Regions from separate parts of the Mus musculus genome. Here regions 1, 3 and 4 are each linked to region 2. A link is a contact called in ENCODE Hi-C or POLR2A ChIA-PET data. All regions are on one chromosome and are shown on one strand. Each heading gives the region's core, a stretch centred on a gene start or an enhancer-like site at or near the end of the contact. The rest is flanking DNA. Distances are from core to core; before and after follow the strand shown.

Region 1 (3,495 bases), core at 713-3,212, 59 kb after region 2:
GCCACCAGGACCAGGACCTCTTGTGTGCCTTTAGTAGCCCTACCAGGTTTCTGAGCTCTGAGAAAACAAGGAGCCCATCACTGCATTGCCCTTCGGAGTGAGGCCGTGGACTCTGAACCTGGGAGAGGCCCAGAGCCTGTGCATTAGTCACTAGACAAAGACTTTCCTTCAGGTCAGTGGCTTTATTAATGGGTTCAACCCCAGTGTTAGGCAGTGTGTATGTGTAGGAGGAAGGTCTCTTCTCCACTCCTGACCTCAGTTTCCCTCTGTCACACAGGGAGAGAAGACTTCCCTGCTTTCTTCATCGGGATATCATGAAGTCCAAAGGCAGCCATATGCATGTTTGGGCTTCTCAGGCATATAGCAACCCCCCCAGGACAGTCCAGACATGGTCCTAGCCTGTGAAGGCTCACAGTCTATGAGGGAGGCCCAAGCCTTGGCCAGTCACTGGCAGCTGCCCAGAAAGCCATGTGGAGCTTGGCCCTGGGAGCAGGTGATATTCAGGAAGTTCTCAGCCTTTCTTTGGCTTCACTGAACTCTGACCTGGAAGTGGGTGGCTGGTCTTTGTGGGGCCAAGGGGTCACAGTTGCTACTCTCATTTCTGTGTAGGTCCCTAAGACCTTCATAAATGCCAGTCCAGGGAGTCTTTAAACCCAAAAGGTAGAGAGCCAGGTATTTCCTCTTCAGGCCTATGGAGATCTTTGCTAAGAGATAGGTGCCAGAACCAAGAAGAGCAGCCACATGGGGGCTTTGAATGATCTGGTGGCAGAGGCCTCCTTGGGTCACAAGACAAAGTTCAAAAGCTGGAGCAGTTCAGAGTCCAGAAAAGCCATGCAGGGGCAGATGAAAAGACACAGGAGCAGAGCCGGTGGAGTGAGGGACAGTCACAGCAGCTTTAGTTGTTGGTGTCCAACAAGGTCTCTGGGGAGGCTGGTTGACTCAGGGTCACACTGGGGAAGCTGGCGACAAAACTCCTCCACCTTCTTTTCACATGCTGGAAGACCAAAGTAGGAGAAACATCATAGCAGTGGCTTCAAGTGGTGTTCCACTCACAGCCACCAGGTGGGGGTAGAGCCATGAAAGAGAAGCTAAACTCCTGGGGGGAGGGGAGACCCTTCCCCCTGGGACGAAGGGCCAGGAGGGGTGGGGCAAATCTACTCTTCATCCTGTGTGAGAGGTACAGACGGTAATTTGCCAGAAGTTGCATTGGCCAATCTGCCTGCCTCCTGCTCTAGTCACCCTTGCAACATAGTATTACATTAATCATCTTAATACAGCTCTCAGAGCCTTGTGTGGTAATATATGCCTGCACTCCCAGCACTCAGAACACTGAGTAGGATCAAGAGTTCCAGGCCACTCTGGGCTACTTATCGAGACCCCATCTCAAAACAGAAACAGCTCTGACCATATTCCACCCAGACCCCATTTGCCCACCCTCCTCCAACCTTCAGTGAATCCCCAGTGCCCACAGGGGTGAGGGGAATCACAACTGCTTTTAGTCAAATGCATTCAATTCCTGGGTATTTTGCTTGGCTTTCCTCAGGTCAGCTGTGCTCTTAACCCTTTGCTGCCCGGAGTCCCCACCCTTCCCCATGAAAGTGATAATTCAGTTTGAAGCCACACCTGCTGGTACTGTCTCAGCCACCGCCGGCTGCCTCCTCCTCTCTGGCCTTGGATCAGCTGTTCTTTGTCTCCCAGGGTCCCTGGCAGCCGCTCCTGGACAGAGACCTCCAGCCCTTCCGTGCCATCGGGGACCTGCGACCTGGACTTCTCACGGCCCAGTCTGAGGCTCAGTGCTCTGTGGAGTCGGCCATCCAGAGACCTCCCCTGGGACTCATGGAGCCTCCCATAGGAGGGCCGGGGTTCTCTAAAGGACTGGCTACGCAGGCTGGTCCCCATGATCCTAGAAGCTAGCACTGGTCGGTAAGCCACTAGCTTTGTGAGATGGCCTGGTGCCTTCACTCATATGATGGGAGATCACCTGTAGACAAAGGTCAGTGCTGCTGAGGTGGCTGTCATAAACCAAAGGGCAGGCCACAGAGGCCAAATATCTCTGAGTCATTCTCTCCATTGACTTCTCACCCTGTGGGACTATACAGCGCAGGCTGGCTTCCAGCTCGGGATCCTTCTGAATGCTAGGCTGGTTCCTATTGTCTTCCCTCCTCCCTCCAGACAGCCTTCTCTGACCACACCACCCTGGAGACCTTGCCGGCCTCCTCTGGCCTTGGCCTTGGCTGGCCGTACCACTCATCTCATTGACATTAAGCAAAGATTACTTCTACAACAGGACAGAGAACAGAATAGCTTCATTCTACAACAGTCAAAACCGTAACTACCAGGGTGAAATCGGGTAAGGCAGGGGCTGGACAGTGGACGGTACTTGTTTTCATGGCTCCAGACCTTCAGTTTTACAAGGTGAAAAGTGCTCTGGAGGTCAGCGGCACACATCCAAAATCGTGACCTGCAGGGGCTGGGGGGACGGCTCACTCATAAAGTGCTTGCTGCACAGGATCTGGGTTGGGTTCCCTGGTACCCCTGTGGAAAGGTGGATATGCATCTGTCATCCCAGACCTGGGAGAGACAGGAAACTCTCTGGGACTTGCAGTCCCTGTCTGAGCTGCATTGGTGAACTCCTGACCCAGTGGGACACACTGTCTCAAAAACTAAGGGGAAGGAGTGGTCGAGTGGGTACAGGCACTTGCTGACAAGCCTGACAACCTGAGTTTGATCCTTGGGATTCACCTGGTGGAGAGAACTGGCTGCCACAGGCTTTCCTCTCTCCACCACACATGCGCTGTGGCTCTCAAGAACACACAATACACACACACACACACACACACACACACACACACACACACAAATAAATGTAATTTGAAAATGTAAAAAGGTGAGGCCAGGCAAGGTGGCTCATTCAGTGCTCATGCCAGGGGAATTTCTGTGAGTTTCGGCCAGCCTGGTCTACACAGCTAGTTCCTCTCTCAAAAACTAAGAGGAAAAAAATTAAAGGTAGAGAATGACAGAGGAAGACACTTAGTGTCAACTTCTAGATTACACACATGTGTGCGAGTGTACACACACACACATAATCCCTTCACACACCATACAGAGACACAAAGAAAAAAATGACCTATAGTAAATATTATCTCAGTGCCAGACTTTTGTCTTAGACAGGGTCTTATGTTGCCCAGATGGGCCTCGCTATGTGGCAGAGGATGATCTCGAATTCCTGATCTCTGCCCTCCTCCACCTCCTGAATTCTTGGATTACAAGTATGGGTCACCATGCCTTGTGTAGACAGTGCTGGGGATGGAACACTGATGCTTGTGCACGCTAGGCAAGCACTGTGCCAACTCTGCTACATCCTCAGCCTGGCAGGTTCTGTGTGTGAGAGTGTGTGTGTGTGTGTGTGTGTGTGTGTGTGTGTGAGAGAGAGAGAGAGAGAGAGAGAGAGAGAGAGAGAGAGAGAGAGAGAGAGAGAGAGAGAGAGAAAACAGG
Region 2 (3,836 bases), core at 865-3,364:
AGGCAGAGACAGGCAAATCTCTGTGTTTGAGGCCAGCCTGGTCTATAGAATGAATTCCAGAACAGCTAGGGCTACACACACAGAGAAACCCTGTTTCTAATAGTGGTATTTCATACTTGAAGTCACAGCACGATAGAAGCAGAGGCAGGAGGATCATTGATTTGACATGAATGTAGACTACATACAAAGACTTTGTCTCAAAAAGAAAACTAACTAACTAAAACATAAAACATAATTAAAAGAGCCCTCTCTCATGCCAGGGATTTCCTAGACAAAGGAAGACTAAGGACAAGGTTGGTCCACCCCCCTGGTGACCACTCTGGTCCTCTGCCACTCACTCCAGTGCGTCCTGTAAAACATATATGGTTCATGAGCCTCTTAAGTGGTGGCACACACCTTTAATCCCAGCACTCATGAGGCAGAGGTCAGCATGGTCTACAGAGTAAGTTCTAGGGCAGCCAGGACTATACAGAGAAACCTTGTGAACACACACACACACACACACACACACACACACACAAAACCCCATAAACAGTTCATGGACTTTTCTGCCTAGTGTCTAGGATGCCTGCCCCAGGCCAGTGTTGCAGAGCCTTCCCCACCCCCTCCACCTTTAGGTGCCTCCTCTGATCTCCTGGTTCCCACGTTGGTTGGGTTCCCATGGGCAGTACCTAAAGACCTGGAAAATATCTCCTATACTTAAAAACAAAAAAACTGTAACTGGTCAAAGAAGGTGACGTCAGCTTTGCAAACCACAAAACCAAAGGCTGTGAGATGGGTATGGTGGTGCATACACGTGATCTGAGCAATCCTTGGGCCGAGAGACAGGAGGACTGAGCGTACAAGGCCTCCACAGTAATATCCTGTCTCAAAAACAAAACAGGAACCACTAAAGTAAAACGACAAAAATACAACCCCCCCCCCCAAAAAAAAACCCAACAACCATAAAAACCACTGGTATTCAGAGTAGCAAGCAAGACTGTGCCCTATTTGCCAGGTCAGCTTCTCTGGCTCCTTCCATCAAATTACCCACTTCTGCACAATCCCAGAGGCCAGAAGGACGTGGGGACAGGAAAAGAAGGCTTGCTGCTGAAGGCAAACCCACAAACACACAGGACCCCCACTCCTCGTGGAGGCACAGAAGGAGGGCTCAGCCACTGTTCTGGTCATGGGGTCCTTGAGGACTCACAGTGACAAGCCCAGAGAGCCAGGATGCAACCAGGTACCGCACCGAGCCGGCCATCAGCCTTCAGCCTCACTGTCCCAGCTTTCTTCCCCCTATCAGGTTGCTCTGAGAAACTGAGGCTTGGTTAGAGTCGAAGTATGGCATAATCAGACTCTTCAGAGAAGGGTCGGTGTTCCAGTTTTCCTCTCTAGGGTAAAGCATGGGGATTTGCACCATAGTGGATGGAGAAGAGGTGATGTCGCCCGACGAACATCACTTACTAACTTTCAGCAACTAACTTTCAGCACTCTTTTCTATACTACGCTCGGGTAGGGGCTTTCAGTCCTATCATGTAGTTAACCTTCAGAGAGGTTAAGGGACTTGCCCAAAGGCACACAGCTGTAAGAGGCAAAGGCTTGATTTTACTGCTGCCAGTCGAGCTCCAAAGTCCTCACACTCTCGTCGCCAAGTAGTGACAACAACTGCTCTCGTAGGATTTGCTATTTCCCTAGGTGGCCCAATTCAGTCCCTGTGACACCCCTCCCCCTAAGTGCTATTAGTCCCACTTTGCTTCTACTGGCTAAAACTGAAAAACTCTGCCTTCGACCCCAGGCCCTGCTGAGATTTCCCCCTAGGAGGCTAGAGCTGGGTTCTTTCGAGGCAGCTCTCAGCAGACCCGCACATGGGGGGTGTCCCCAGCGCAGGGCCAAGGATGAGGGCACTCACCTCTGGGAAGGCCCCTTTGGCGAAGACCATCATCAGTGACGTCTTCCCGCAGCCCCCGTCGCCCACCAGGACCACCTTGACCGAGTGCCCGCTCTGCGGCGCCTCTTCTCCCGCAACCTGGGACGCGTTCATCCCTGGCTGGCGGACGGCGGTGCGCGGAGCAGCAGGCGGTACGCGGCGGGCTGGCTGCGGCGGGCGCGGGGCTGGCCCGGCGGGACAGGAATGTGGAAGGGGCGGGGCGGCGGGAGGAAGTGGGAGCGGGGCGGCCGGGACAGGAGGCGGCCCGGGGGGCGGGGGACACCCAGCTCAGGTGAGAAGCCCGGGACAAGATGGGGGTGCGGCGCCCGCCCAAGGGTGGACGCTCCTGGGGTCCGGTCTCCTGGCGTCCTGTCTAGACACTCAAGAAAGACTTTTGCAGCACCTACTGCGTGCAGTCGCTGAGGCCGCAGGGGTGAGCGGAGACCTACGCCTCCAGAGGGCACCCAGGGCTCGTGGGAGAGTAGACAAGTACTTGGAGAGAGGCTGGGGACAGGGAAGGAGGAAGCACCTGGACTATCTGCCATGGGTGGGAGGTTATTTTTATGAATGAATGGGTGGGTGAATGAATGAATGAATGAATGAATGAATATGAGTTTCTGCTATTTGCGGACCTCCTCCAAATGTTGTAGGCCAGATGAGAAAGGAGTGGCCCGGGCATGCCCTTGTGGGTCACTGCAGGACCTCTTCAGCCAGCTCCAGGAAGTTTCAATGAAGGTGGAATTACCACGCATCTCACCCAGGCAGCCAGTGAGCTAAGGAAAACTATGGAACCGTCCATCTGTAGAGCTCAGAGCTAGCTCTGGCACATGGCAGATGTCATGAATGGTTCATATTATGGTATATAGTATGATGGCCTTTTAGTTTTATTTTTTACGCGTGTGGGCGTTTTATCTGCATGTATAGACATAGACATGCATCCTGGTGTCCTCTGCACTCGGAAACCCTGGAACTAGAGTTACAGACATTATGAGCCACTATGTGGGTGAACCGGGATCCTCTGGAAGAGCAGCCAATGTTCTTAACCTCTGGGCCATCTCTCCAGCTCTTTGGTATAATGTTTAATCAATGCAGATGATCCTTAGTTTCTTAGAGTCTGGGGACCCTGCACTGTTCCGATCAAAACCTCGACTCTGAGAAGCCTAGAATAGGAGGTGTCAGGACAGGAGAAAGGAAAAAGGGGCTCTTCGAAGAGACTGGAGCAAGGTAGCCACGCCCCCACTTCTTAGCGACAGGACAGAGGGCGGGACTTGGCTGAGGAGCTAGTATCTGGAGGGTGGAGCACTTTGGATTTCAGGAATAAATCTTACTTTTCTCTAAATCTCCGCAACCTTCTTTGTGATCAGATTTTTCTTTTTAACTTTTGGTGAGCATAAGTGGGCTGGAAATGTAGCCGCGCTGCCCGGATGCTTAACCAGCACTCATGAAAGCCTCGGTCCCATTCCCAGTTCCACATAAACCGGGCTTGGAGATCCATGCTTCTAATTCCAATACTGATGAGGTGAAGCCAGGAAAATCTGAAGCTCAATGTCAGCTTGGCTGTTCAGTGAGTTCAAGGCCAGCATGGATTAGATATTCTGTCTAAAAAAGAGGGGAAAAAGGTCTCGCCTGTCTCCCCAGACCTCAGACTGGGTGTTTAATGGAAGCTAAGTGGACCATGGTCAGAAGTCTTTGGGTTTCACCTCCATGACTTCATCTCCCATTGTATTCAAAGTCAGGCAGTGAAGAGGACCTTCAGCCCTATTTGATCCTCACTGTGTCTCAAGGAGGCAGTTTCCAGTTTCCCTCTGGGCCAGAGGTCAGCTGTATGGAAGGAGCCTCCCAGAAGCCTCCCCAGCTCCACCTTTTGGATGCCCCTTTCCCGAAACCGCCACAGGGCTGGGCGGGACTTGGCATGAAGCTGGGTGTG
Region 3 (3,407 bases), core at 436-2,935, 38 kb after region 2:
AGGAATTCTGTGTGTAGAACCAGGGACCCTGAGCCAAGTCCCTTCTCTGCACTTTACCCGCTGTTTCTTGCTCAGTGTCCCTGCATGCCCAGCAAGGTGGTGACTCCCTTTATCTCTACCTTGGCATCGGCAGGTAATAAGGATGGGGAAGAGCTTTCGGGGGAGCTTCTGTCTTCTAGGCTGTGAGTTTCTTCAGGGACCTTTAGGCTTGACAAAGCTTTGCAAGTGAGTAAGAGCATCTCTCCCCCACAACACTTTCCGGATGGATAACCACATCCTGGTGCCATCCCCCAGACACCCGCAGGAACCACAGTGCAGACTGGCTGGGGGTGGGTGACAGCTGACACTGGGCACCTACTATGTGCCAGCATAGTATCAGGGGGGACTTGCCTTGTGCTCAGGAAATGCCCCCAGAGAGTCCAGGGTTCCCTGTCAGCCCTGGAAATGTAGGGAGGGGTGGCCTAGCAGCTGAGACTCCAGCCCTTCAAGGTGTGAAAAGTGACTTGCCCCATCCAAGTCACTAGCAAGCACTTAGTAGGATGAAGCCAGGTTTGGACCCCAGGCTGGGAGGTCCCACTCTTCTGGGCTGCTTGAGAAAGATTTCACATTGCTCAGAGAGGACTGGAAATGGGGGTTGGGGTTGGGATTGGGGGTGGGGTGGGGTGAGGTGAGTGTATAATTGTAATTGTCCTGGCCTTACTGGGTGCATTGTTAACACCTAGGTGGGTTTCCTTCCCTTGCCTTTCTTAGTTTCTAATAAGGACTACTTCTGAGGCTCTGCAAACTCTGCACCCTGGCTAAACAGCTCAGGTGCTTGTTTCCCAGGTTCTTCTCAACGGATTTGTCCCCATCAACTGTAAGGCGAGACAGTCTTTTAGCAGCACCATGCCCACCAAAGAGAAAGGCTCAGGGCTCCTTCACCTACAATGCCGTTTACTGCCCCCATGTTCAGCTCCCGTCTATACACAGCTTCGAGTGAAGCTCAAGGAACCCTTAGGTTCTTCCCGTAGGCCTCCTGGAGAAGAGATGCGACGCGCCCCCTACGATGCAGATCCTCATACCCTCACACCACACTGGAATTTTGGGAGGGGGCACTGGCCAGGGACCCCCAACGGGATGTAAGGTCAGGGGCAGTTAGGACAGCCAAGGTGTTGAGTGTGAAGGTGAGGGGTGTGTGCGGTGTGCGAGCTCAGGGGAGGTGTGTAAACAGCCGGGTGAACCGCGTGTGTGCACATGGGGGCCGGGCGAGCTGGCGCCAGGCGATGCGCAGTGCGCGGAGTGGCTGGGCCGGGGAAGGGCGCCGGGCGTGCTCTGTGCCCCGCGTTGGTGTGCCAGCGCAGCGCGGGGGTGCAGACGTACGGAGTGTGAGGGGCCCCGGGTTTCGGGCTTAAGAAGAGGGACTGAGTGCGTCCGCCCGTCCATGCCCAGGGCGCTTGTGCCTGCCGCGCTCTGTGTGGGGGCCAGGGTGCCTACTCACCCGGGGTTCCGCGGAGGGGACGCGGGTCCGACTCCTGGTTCTATCTCTGCTCCCACGCTGGCCTCCCGCAGTTGGCTCTCACAGGCGCTCGGCCGCCCGCTGCTACGCCACCCCTGCAGTGTAGCGGGGCGCTCGTCTCCTGCTGGAGCCTCGCCTCACCGATGGGGGCTCCGCGGGGCCCGGCGGCCGAATGGAGCAGCGCCGCAGTCCGGGCACGCTCCCAGGAGCCCGCCGCGCGCTCCCTCGCGCTCGCCCGCCCGCTCGCCTGCTCCTTCTTGAATTTAAAGTGACAACCCCGAGCGCTCTCTCTACTCCAAGGAGCAGAGCAGCGCTGCGAGGATCTAGTCGGAGATCCCCAAGCGCGTGAGGGTCCTGGGGGGGGGGGGGGCAGCCAAGTTGGACCCTGGGATCGCAGGCTTGTGGATGTGTTGGGTAGGGAACCCTGTGCTCACCAGGGGCGCACCCCACTCCCTTTATGTTGTTCTCCTTCTAGGCCTCAGTTTCTTTATCTGTAAAACGGACTCAAGAGAGTCACACACACACACACACACTCACAAAATCAGACCAGCGAGCAGCGCAGCCAGCAGTATTCCCTTCTCTGAATGGCTGATATTTCCTTCCATGATTGAGTTGTGATTGTACGCTATACCAGTCCAGGTCACTTACCGACATCATCTTTTGTAATCTCTGCAATGACCTCATCGGCGGCCACTCCATTTATTTATTTATTTTTTTTGAGATAAGGCCCAGGGTGGATATGAAGGCCAAATGACTTCAAAGTCTTTTTTTTTTTTTTTTTTTTTTTTTTTTTTTTTTTTTTTTTAGAGAGAGAGAGAGGGAGAATGGGAGAATGAATCACTTTATAGCCCTAGCTGTCCTGGAAATCACTAAGTAGATCAGGCTGGCCTTGCTCGAACTCACAGAGATATCAGCCTCTGTCTCCCAATTGCTGGGACTAAAGGCATGTGCCACCACACCTGACTTTCTTTTTTAACCTCTTAAGGGTCATACTTTCTCTTCCAAGGAATGAATGAATCATTCAGGAGATATTTATGACGCTCTCACCCAGGCTCTCGGCACAGTGCCAGGCGTGGGCGATCTTCCGGGAACAAGGGACAGGTCCCCTCCCTGCCCGCGCAGTCTGGCAGGAAGATAAGTCGGGTATTAGGAGAGGCTGGGTGTTGCCCTTCAGGAGGGGGCGGCGGGGCACCTGTTCTGGACACAGTGACCAGAACAGCGAGCTGGGAAGACACCTGACTAGGCCTCCAGGAGGATCTGGAGTCTGGGAGAGAAGTTGACAATCTCATGGAGAGCCAATACCAAAAGGCTGGGTTGTCTGAGAGTAGTGTGGAGAGCAGACAGACAAGCTTGGTCCAGAAAACCAAAGGGAGGTTGCAACTTCACCCTCACCTATAGGGGGCACCATCATTTTCTGGACCTGAAAAAGAAGTGAGTTCTGTCTTGGAGCTAGGGATTGGACCATGGACATTTGGTGCCATTTCCCATTTAACTAACCTTCAAGGCTACTTATAGCTTTGGCAAGACTGAACCCATTTTCGTTTTTAATTTTTTTTTTTTTTTTTTAAGAGTGCTTCCTGGGCAGCGGTGGCACACGCTTTTTTTTTTTTTTTTAAAGATTTATTTATTTATTATATGTAAGTATACTGTAGCTGTCTTTAGACACTCCAGAAGAGGGAGTCAGATCTCGTTACAGATGGTTGTGAGCCACCATGTGGTTGCTGGGATTTGAACTTCGGACCTTTGGAAGAGCAGTCGGGTGCTCTTACCCACTGAGCCATCTCACCAGCCCTCGTTTTTAATTTTTAAAATTACTTTATGTAGCTGGGTGGTGGTGGGGAAAGCCTTTAATCCCAGCACTCCGGAGGGAGTGGCAGGAGGATTTCTGAGTTGGAGGCCATCCTGGTCTACA
Region 4 (3,654 bases), core at 5-2,504, 42 kb before region 2:
AACGGAGGCAAAAATACCATCTAATCTAGATGAGTAAATAATAAATGAAACGTCTCGATATATGGATACGGGTGAAACATCCATTAAATAAAGGCCGGTTGGCACGTCAATCAATCCACAACACCAAGCAAGGGTTTTCGTTTTTCTAAATATCTTTCTCCAGAATAATGGCTTCTAATTGGATATACAAATGTTTTTTTTCTCTCTTGTAAATATAATACGGCCACGTTAACAAAATCCTTTCAGAGGACCCGATGACATAGTTTGCGAGAGCAGTTCGTGGCACTGCCCTCCTCGGCCTCGGTCGCGAGGGACACAGTCTGCACCCCAGGGCCGGACAGCAAAGCGGTAAACCTCGACTGCTCCCCTAGGGAAAAGGCGTTCTGTGGCTCACCCCTTGCAAAGAAATAAAAACTTTACATTAAGTCTTTAGATAAGACCGGGAACCAAACTTCCCAGGGCGGGGGAGGGGGGAGGGGAAATCTCACCGAGGATTTTGTTCTTGAGTTCTTGTCCAAGAGAGAAGTAAAATTCCAAACACAGACAAAATAAAATCCCAAACGTCGTCTTCGGTATTTCTGTGTATTAACCCAGTATCCAGAGAAGGGTCAGAGCGACCCGGAAAAGAGGAAACAGTTACTGAATCAAACCTCCTCTTCTGGCTTTTACAGACTCCGCGTCCGAGGCGTCAGGGAAGCAAGACCACTCGGCTACTCCCCCAAGCTGGCGGTCAGCAGCCCCAGCCCGAGACCCGGGTCAACCGGGCCGCGGGAAACACCCTCCTCTCGGTACCCTCAGCCGGCCACAGCCGCTACCGAAGCCCAGGAACCGCGGCCGATCAGCTGAGACCCGCCCGGCCGACGCTCCCCGCGCCGCCCGGCCCCCCGGAACGCGGGCCCCGGCCCCGGGGGGCGGAGAGGGCGGGAGCAGCGAAGCGCCCTGACCGGGGGCCTTCGGCTGCCTTTGCGTCGTCCCCTGAGCCGGGGCTCCGCGCTGCGGGACGATCCCCCGTACACCCCCAGCTACTCCCCAGTAGCAGAGGAGGGACTCCGGGGGATGGGCCCCCTGACGTTGCCCTTCCACGCGAAGAGCCCACTGCCCGGGAGGGAAACAACCGCGACGGGCCCGGGAACTGGAAAGGTGCTCTGCGGCCCGCCGCCGCCGCCGCCGCCGCTGCCGGGGAGGGGTGTTGTTTCCCTCACACAGGAGGATCCGCTGAAGCAGCCGCCGCCATTTTGAACCCGTCAGATTCTCACATACACACAGCTCCTCCGGCCTCACTGCGCAGGCGCCCTCTCTTCACCACCACCCCCTCCCTCCCGTCGCCTCTCCACCCCCACCTCTTTCGAGCCTCCCTGCGCGTCTTACCGCTCTCCGGGACACACGTGAACGCGCACGCGTCACTCCCCCCACCCCACCCCGCCCCCTCTACCACGGACACACCGCCGGAGCGCGCACGCGCCGATTGCGTCGGCCTCGAATCGCCCGCGCCCCGCGACGCCGACGCGGTTCCCCGCCCTCCCCCCCTCGCGTCAGCCCGCACGCCCTCTGGCCGGCCTACCGCCCCCGCTCCCTGCCCGCCTCCTCTCAGGTCGCCGGCTCGACCGGGTGCCTGCGCCTGCGCGCCAGTCGCGAGCCTCCTCCGCGCGCGCTCTCTCTCTCCCCCACACCCGCACACAGACACACACGCACACACAGACGCGCGCGCGCGCGCACACACACACACACACACACACTCGCAACTTCGCCGGTGACCCCGCCCACCGCCGGCCAGCTGCGCCAGCCGCCCTCCCTCCCCCACTACTCTAGGGAGGGTTGTGACCCCCGACCCCCACAAAACACAGCACCCCGCCCCAAGCAGTAGGAAGCATCTCCCCTTCCCCTTCGAGCCACCTCTGCTGGGTGGTCAGACGGGTCACACAAACGTGGGCCAGACGGCCTGGGTCAGGGCAGCCGTTGGCCGCTTCAACGCGGGGTCCCCCGGGGTCATGCCATGGGAGCGGGCCAGAGCCGGGTGCTGTGCTCGGGTCTTGTCAGACCCAGGGAGTGCACGGAAAGAAGCGCCCTCCCGCCGGGCGCCCTCCCTCACGCGCCGGCCGGCCGAGGCCCACCTGCTCGCCATCCCGGAGTAGGCCCCTGCGCCCCCCGCTGCAGGGCCTGGCCGCCCTTAGCACGGGGGGAGCTCCTGTCCGTGCAGCGAACCGGTTTCGCCTCACCCACTCCTCGCCGCTCCGAAGGGGCAGGAACCGGTAGCAGTAGCATGTCTGTCCCGAGCTCTGTTCCCTCAGGGCAGCTCCAGACGCTTGACAAGGGAGTCCACAGGTGCTGTGCGCGACAGTGGGATCCACGACGGCTCAGGGGTGGCAGCAGCTAGCACACCCCACTGCGGGCCGCAGGCTCCCAGGGAGGTGGCCCAGGGAGCCCCTGCTGTTGGCCACGCTCAGGTTTCCGTAGCGCCGGTGCCCTCGGCGGCCCGGGTGGGACGTGACCCCGCCCCCGGCGAGTCGGGGCACCCCCCACGGAGAGGGGCGCGGGCCGCCCCTAACCCCAGGGCCGCGGCTTGCGAGGGAGGCCCAGCCGAGAAAATGTCTCCGGTTTGTGTGCGCAGCTTCGCGCGAGGGTCAGCGATGGGGCAGCGGCGGCCCAAGCTGCTCGGCCCTGCCGACGAACCGGCTCCCGCGGCTCGACAGCCGCCCGACGGGCAAGCGGGCTCCGGACGTCGACGGAGCCCAGCCAGAGGTAACAGCAATGCCATGCGAGCAGCCCAACTGCGCTCAGGGCAGTTCCCCAGCCAATCTCGTGCTTTGAGGCCCGTTTAAATTGTAAATCCCACAAAGGACGGTGGCCTGGACGCTACACATCCAAGTGCTTGAGGTTGGCACTTTCCCCTTGCTGACTGGTGTCACATTTTTTTCTCCCTGCCTTGGTTTCCAACTCTTCACCTTGATTCTGAAGAGTCTGGGTTGGAAGAGGAAGACTACCGTGGTAGAGCTATCATAATAACGTTCGTAAACAGCCTTCTAGGTCTTTTAGGAAGACGTTAGTGGCCGACAGTTGGAAAAAATGATACTTTCTTTTGCTATCACAGTTTGAACTGGGGTAAAGAAAGACACTCCTTAAATCCAAAGTATTACTTAATACAGCAAAAAGTTTTGCACACAGGATTTTAACAGACATTCTCTGCTGCTTTTCACATCTTTAGTAGACAAGAGAAAGAGCTTTGTGTTTCTAAACTCGTTTTAAAACTAAACAATGGGAATATAAGATTAAACGTGTGCATATTACTGTGATAGAGGTTCACAGCTCTGCAACTGCCAACAGAAACATCTCACAACAAAAGTGATTGGTTTGTATGGTCTCATTATCTTGCAGCCAGGCACTGAGCAAAGTCACTTTATTCTGATACCAGTTGCTTTTCAGACTTTTTAGAGCATTGCTTCGAAGAGTCACTGTCAGAAACTTTGCCAGATTGAAGGCCTCTTTTGGTGTTCCAGGCTATAGTAAAATATGTTTTAAACTAGTACTCTTACCCGTGTGGTGACTCACACTTGGGAGGCAATCCTAGGACTCCACAGAGGCTGAGGCAGGAAGAGTCCCATAAGTTAAAAGCCAACCTATGTGGATAATGAATTCAGGTCAGCTTGGCCTTACAGA

Evidence for each region. A loop is a pair of places that touch in the nucleus more often than their neighbours do. ChIA-PET counts read pairs that join two places held with the same protein, here RNA polymerase II (POLR2A).
Region 1: POLR2A ChIA-PET joins it to region 2 with 16 read pairs in Patski. The contact joins the promoter of 2010003K11Rik here to the promoter of Rhod in region 2. POLR2A ChIA-PET finds 5 or more read pairs at or near these places in 2 of 5 experiments (Patski and embryonic stem cell).
Region 3: POLR2A ChIA-PET joins it to region 2 with 47 read pairs in Patski. The contact joins the promoter of Syt12 here to the promoter of Rhod in region 2. POLR2A ChIA-PET finds 5 or more read pairs at or near these places in 2 of 5 experiments (Patski and embryonic stem cell).
Region 4: POLR2A ChIA-PET joins it to region 2 with 55 read pairs in Patski. The contact joins the promoter of Kdm2a here to the promoter of Rhod in region 2. A Hi-C loop is called at or near these places in 1 of 37 maps with a recorded cell type or tissue (T-helper 1 cell). POLR2A ChIA-PET finds 5 or more read pairs at or near these places in 3 of 5 experiments (Patski and embryonic stem cell).

Annotation. Positions count from the first base shown.
Region 1 is chr19:4,496,621-4,500,115 of GRCm38, forward strand. 2010003K11Rik (RIKEN cDNA 2010003K11 gene) reads right to left here and starts at 1,963. Exons shown (of 2, transcript NM_027237.2): 1 at 1,624-1,963; 2 at 168-994. The coding sequence starts at 1,899. The coding sequence ends at 896.
Region 2 is chr19:4,437,329-4,441,164 of GRCm38, forward strand. It overlaps Rhod (ras homolog family member D), which reads right to left and starts at 2,115. Exons shown (of 5, transcript NM_007485.5): 1 at 1,892-2,115. The coding sequence starts at 2,023. It overlaps A930001C03Rik (RIKEN cDNA A930001C03 gene), which reads left to right and starts at 1,995. Exons shown (of 3, transcript NR_045990.1): 1 at 1,995-2,061.
Region 3 is chr19:4,475,458-4,478,864 of GRCm38, forward strand. Syt12 (synaptotagmin XII) reads right to left here and starts at 1,686. Exons shown (of 8, transcript NM_134164.5): 1 at 1,478-1,686.
Region 4 is chr19:4,395,823-4,399,476 of GRCm38, forward strand. It overlaps Kdm2a (lysine (K)-specific demethylase 2A), which reads right to left and starts at 1,255. Exons shown (of 21, transcript NM_001001984.2): 1 at 489-1,255. It overlaps 9430078G10Rik, which reads left to right and starts at 62. Exons shown (of 3, transcript XM_030251152.1): 1 at 62-71; 2 at 508-1,628; 3 at 2,289-2,819. The coding sequence starts at 62. The coding sequence ends at 2,819.